Regions from separate parts of the Homo sapiens genome. Here region 1 is linked to region 2. Evidence: read pairs that join two places in POLR2A ChIA-PET (ENCODE). Cell type or tissue: OCI-LY7. All regions are shown on one strand. Links, peaks and the distances in the headings refer to the core of each region. The heading gives the core; the rest is flanking DNA.

Region 1 (2,928 bases), core at 320-2,819, 1.3 Mb before region 2:
GGCCAGGCTGGTCTCGAACTCCTGACCTCAAGTGATCTGCCTACCGCCCACCTCAGCCTCCCAAAGTGCTGGGATTACAGGCATGCGACTGCGCCTGGCTGAGTAAGGTGTTTTAAATAAAAAAACCATATAATTAAGAGCATGTAAGTGACAGTGAATGTAGCACTGTATTCAAACAAGTGACAACTTTTAAAAACTGGAATATATTGTTATAAACTAACCCTTGACGCTAAAAATAGGCCACGGGCTGGATCACAAATGAAGAAATACTTTGACATAAAACTTATTTTACACAATAGCCCCAACATCTCCTTTCCGATCTCCCCAATCACCCTAACACCACCAAAATAATATGTTACAACACACTTTACTAAATTGTCCCTCCCTAAAGAGCTTCATTTTTATGTACTAAGATAGTGCTGGGAAAAATCACTCTAGCACACTTTCATGAATAAGGATAAGAAGAATATAATATACAAATTATAATGTTCTTTTATCATATCAGCATTGAAAGAAGTTCCAACAGCAATATGAACACTTGAACAGAATAATCTGGTAGCTGCAAACTCCACTTCATCTCTTGCTTTCCTTTTCTTAAAAAGCTAACAAAAAACACATTGGGGATTGAGGGGTGCAGTGTCATAAAACTACAAATCACTGAATACTAGAAAGAATGATGAAAGTCAGTGCTAAAATCATCTCAAATTTTAAAAAGACTAGAATTCACAAAAAATTATTTAAAACATTCAAAAAAAGAAATACGTTTTTCACTCTATTTCATGTTGACCTGGGTAATCTAACAATTGTTTAGCTGTCAAATTTCACTGCAAGATAAAGTTTGATAGTTATGAAATGGTGTTCTTTAATATGTTTCATTTTAAGAAAAAAAAAAACTTCAAAAGAAAAATAGAATTTCCATTATGACCTTCATACTTTATTACTAGTTCTTCTCACACCAAATGAATTAATATATAACTTACAGACCCAAAGCAGTATAACAATTTTCCAATTACCAGGAAGTGTTTGGCTTTTTTGCAGATGCAGTGGCTAAATTACACTGTCTAACCTGTGACAATGACAAAATATTTCCATGTATGTCAGCTGTTGGCCAGACTATGCTTTTTTAAATGTTCTAGGATGATATATTTGTAAATTCAGTAGATCCATCTTTCTATCATTTATCCAAGACTGATGAAGCTTTTTGTTTTTGCACAGGTCTCTGTGTATCAAATAATGTCTTTAAAACAATTCTCACATTAATCCCACCCCCAAAAAAGCAATTTATTTTCAATGTACACATCACTCATACACACATACACACACACCTGTTGCCATGTGGTTTTTTGCAAAACCCACACTGCTTGCTGGGAGTCCACATATATTTGCTTTCAAATGAGGAGCTATGATCAGAGCCTTCTCTTCTTATGGTAGCTATGTTATCTGGAATGAACAATGGTGGCTCATCTAAAGAAAAACTTTTGCTGCTTCTTCTTTGGCGGGGTTGTAGGTTCTTCTCAGGTTTTTTCAGTTTCAGTTTATCCTCTTCCTTAAAATGCTCAACGCCTGGGTGTTCAAGCTCTTCCTTCACGTGACTATTGGTTTTCATTGCTGGGGCCTGTTGCTGAGGCTTATGACACTGTTTCTGGCTAGAATGTGATACATGTCCAGTTTGTGCAGGATGATGAGGTTCTTTCAAGCAACCAGGATGAGCGTGTGACTTATCACTCAAAGAATGAGTTAAGGGCTTGAAAATTTGTACTAAAGTTTGATCCTGTAATGTTTTTTTCAGTACAGAATGAGCTTGGTTTTTCACAGATTTAACCCCAGAATTGCAACTCTGAATCTTTGGCTCCTTATCAATTTGTTTTTTTCTGACTTTGACTGGCCTATGAAAATTTTGCTGAGATTCTGGTACATCAGTATTTCGTTTCACACTTTTGACATTAACTTTAGTTTTGCTATGTATTACTTCATACTTTGCTGCAACAATTTTCTTCGGAGCATCTGTGGTCATGTTTTGCTTAGAATGAATTACAGGTTTTGTATGTTTGGATTTTACACTTTTTGACTCTAAGTAAGAAACGCTACTTGACTGGCTGTTTCTGTCATCCTGAAGGTTTGCTGTTTCATGGGACTCTATTTTAGTACTTTCTATAGCATTCAACTGTTTTGAATTTTGGTCAGGCACATCACAAATAGCATTTTCCAAGATATTACTTTCCGGTCCAAAAGTACTAGTATCAACCACCTCTAAGTTTGATTTATTAAACTCAGTGCTCTCCAACTGCCTATTAGACTCCGCATCTTCACAATAACCCAACGGTTCAATTTTATTTCTTTCAAGGGTGTTCTCAGTTTTATCAGCAATACCCATGGTATCCTTCAATTCCAAATTACATTCAGTCACTTCATCTACACAACTAGGCAAACCTACAAGGCTGTTTTCTGTCTTATTTGGATTTGTACAAGCAGCATCACTAGAAATATCAGAAGATCCAGCGTCCTCAAGAATATGGTCATCTTCATGGGATAATTTTACTGTCTCCTTTGAATCTTGTTCAACTTTTCTTGTTGCTATCATTTCTTCAACAACAGTCTCACCCGTTTTACCTGAAATGGAATCATTTTGTTCATGTTCTTCTTTATCTGAAAACTTAAACAATGGACTACCAACAGGCTTGGCTTTACATTCCATCAAAGCTTCATTTTTCTTTTCTCCAATAGTAACACAAGTCTCTGAAAGAAGTGAACAATTTAATTCATGAGATGGCACATCTATTTCTCCCGGATTATTACACTTATGCTTAGAATCTAATCCATCTTCATCCTTCATTTCAAGACAAGATGACACTGAAGAATGACTTGAAGACACTGATACTTCAGGTACCACTTCAATTTGTCCGCTATTTCGGCTGCACCTTCTATTCT
Region 2 (2,928 bases), core at 267-2,766:
AAGAGTTGGATAGCTAAGGTTCCTTTTGGGCCATTTTCAGATGCATAGTTGACATTTCAGCATAAATAAAATATTCAAAGTAGCATGAAAGGTGCAAATTAAGATTGGTAATAACTCTGGCATCAGTTATATTAATATCATATTCTGAAGTTATTATCCCATACAAAATTCTCTTGCGAAAGACAAAGAATGAGCTATGTAATTACACAAAATATAGGCATCTTACAATTGCTTCCTGTGAAAGCTCTTTGAATGATTACTCTCCATGTGAATATTTTAGTAGTTGTAACTATCTAATTAGAAAGACTTAGGCAGAGTAAATTAAAAAGTGTATTACATTTATTGTAACTCTTGAATAAATCACACCAGTGGTTAAGCAAAGGAAAAGTCTTCAGAAGTGTAAATCAAAGTGAAGAAAAATATACTATTTTTGGTTTTGTAGTACTTTCTGAGCTCCTCAGACTGACAGATTGTCATCACCATATCTATGTCTCTAAGAAACATGGCTGGTTTTCTCATTGTCAAAGAGCAGAAAAGCGGTTTTCTGGTAACAACAGTCGCATTTCTGACATCCCTTCACACCAAATTTGACACAAATGGAACACAACATCCTATAATTTTCCAAAAAGTGGCCCCAGTGATATGACACCATCTTAAATTACTGTCGGCTCTATTCCCAGAGCTAATGGCTTACTGCTGAGAGAGGCAAAGCTGGAGATGAAATTCTCTCATGATGACTGCATGGGATCTTTCTCAGTATTGGGAGTTGTTAGTTTTCAACAATGCTCTGATTATCACTATATACAAAAAAAAATGCAAAAGCAAACAGAGACATTTTAGTACTAAAGAAGGTTTGTTTTTCTTAGAAAACTATAATCATCAAATAATATATGCTAATTATCAATTCATCCCTACATTTGTAGCTAAAACTCCATGGTAATGAGATTATTTGTACATTGAATTCTATTCTAACAGACCTTAACTTTCTCAAATATAAAACTAATTACAGAGCACACTGTCTCACATCATTCCATCTCCCAAATAACCTTGTAAGGTAAATGATTTTACTATTCTACAAAGAAGGAATTGAGACTTGCAAATAATACTCACATTTTTTTCAAACCACATAGGTAGTACATTTTAGTAGTGGAACTTGAAGCTGAGTCCACTTCAAGATCAATGCCTTTCCTAATATATATCATGGTTGTGTCCACCACGTGAAAGTGCAATTGGTGAGATGGTGGGAGGACCTACCTCTAAAGGTTTCAAGCAAACTCAGATATGGGACTTGGATTTTGGAAAACATATAATATATTGGTTTGTGAATAAATGTTTTTGAGAACATTGAAAATTATGTGTTGATTTCATTATGGAGGAACTCATCTGAACTACTTACCATCAAAAATAAAGACATACAATTTGATGCTTGATGCGCTTTAATTATTCATTGAAAAGAGCAGGAACTGAGACTGAAACATGTTCTAAAGTCGGATTTCAGGTGTGTGTGGTTGTCTCTCTTAGGACAACTCTGTTTCTGTTCCATCATTGATACTTACAGTCTAGAGTATGCAATTGTTATGTCTCAGAAAAAAAGTAAGAGGAAATACCTGCTGCTTGCAGCATCTTACAGTTTTTTTTTTTCAGTAAGTAATTCAAAGTTTATATAGAATGCCAAAAACCAACCACTTAGAAGTGATAAACAATCTAACCTGGCAAATCAAAAAGGGACATTAGCATTTGATTTACTATCTCAGTGGCTCTCTCACCACTCTATTGATTAGTGAGGTGACAAAAATAGGAATCAAGAAACTGAGACAGAGGAAGATAATTCTGTTTTAGCATGCTGTTAACCTCATATCAGAAGAAACAAGAGAGTGGCTTTGGTGTTTGAATGGCCATTAGCTATCTGCCATGTGACCAAGGAGGAAATACAAACTTTGTGACCTTGAGAGTCACAACCACTTCTTAATTTTGTCTCATTTATAATGTGGAACCAGATTAGAAGAAAGTCTTTTTTAAGTTAATAAAACATAAGCAATAGTGTCTGAGAGGAAATTGTCAGCTACTTAGCCATTTCCTTTTAGTGTTGCATTTTTTAAGAGTATCTTCCAACTATGGTATAAAACCTTACTTTCACAATAAAATGATATGGTTCTTTTGAAAATAATTTGCCAAGGGCTTTGGGTACTATAATCAGTACTAAATGAAACAAAAAATCCTATGATAATGATGTCCTGGGAGGCGGTCAATATTCTGACACTAAACAAATGCTCACATCTTTGCTTCACTGGAAACAAGAGCAAATGCCAGAAGGAAGTATGTTTTGAGGAAATAACAACTAGGAAATAACAACAGTAGGAAGCCAGGACTAGTATGTGTAGCAACTAGAGATGAGAAAGCTCAATTTGAGCTAAATTATCTGGCCATCCATGAGGCATATTATGACTCACTTTCTGAGTCCAACCTGTAAGTAATCATATGAGTCAGTTATTTCCATCATTGGGCTCCACCTCTGTGTGCAGGTGTAGCTCTGAGTAAACATAGGGAAAACTATAAGACTTATGACATACTTAATGATAGTGATGGCTTTTGGATTATTAAATGCATGTTTCAATAAGTTAGTGGCTATTTGGATATGGTCTCTGTACCTTTGAAATTGCAAATGGACAGCCATTACCATACTTGAACTTCAGGTCATTTTTAAAAGCAAGTGCTTCTTATGAACATTAAATCAAAGTGAACATAAATAAGCAATAACACCCTATCTTATTAATAATGGAATTAAGAACCATATTATAAACTGTGATTATAGCATACACTGAATAAATCCTTTTGATATGTGAAGGACTGCCTGACTAGTGTCATTTATCTGATAATGGGATATATTTTACTGATGCAATGTTTTAGTTAGATAATTATAGGTTTAGT

Evidence for each region. Peaks named below come from ENCODE experiments on the same cell type or tissue, not always from the same donor. Only the 100,000 strongest peaks of a DNase experiment are listed, where the experiment ranks them.
Region 1: POLR2A ChIA-PET joins it to region 2 with 6 read pairs; 1 of 35 experiments calls an interaction of 5 or more read pairs at or near these places.

Annotation. Positions count from the first base shown.
Region 1 is chr6:63,684,309-63,687,236 of GRCh38, reverse strand. It overlaps PHF3 (PHD finger protein 3), which reads right to left. Exons shown (of 16, transcript NM_001370348.2): 4 at 1,326-2,928. Among named protein-coding and RNA genes, the nearest start is that of PHF3, 50 kb to the right of the region's middle. RefSeq lists an enhancer at 1,260-1,629. In OCI-LY7, for the core only: no CTCF peak of the experiment used is centred there; a DNase peak (open chromatin) is centred at 1,566; H3K4me3 peaks cover 1,897 bases; H3K27ac peaks cover 2,500 bases.
Region 2 is chr6:62,390,156-62,393,083 of GRCh38, reverse strand. No RefSeq gene overlaps it. Among named protein-coding and RNA genes, the nearest start is that of KHDRBS2, 110 kb to the right of the region's middle. In OCI-LY7, for the core only: no CTCF peak of the experiment used is centred there; a DNase peak (open chromatin) is centred at 1,513; H3K4me3 peaks cover 1,174 bases; H3K27ac peaks cover 2,499 bases.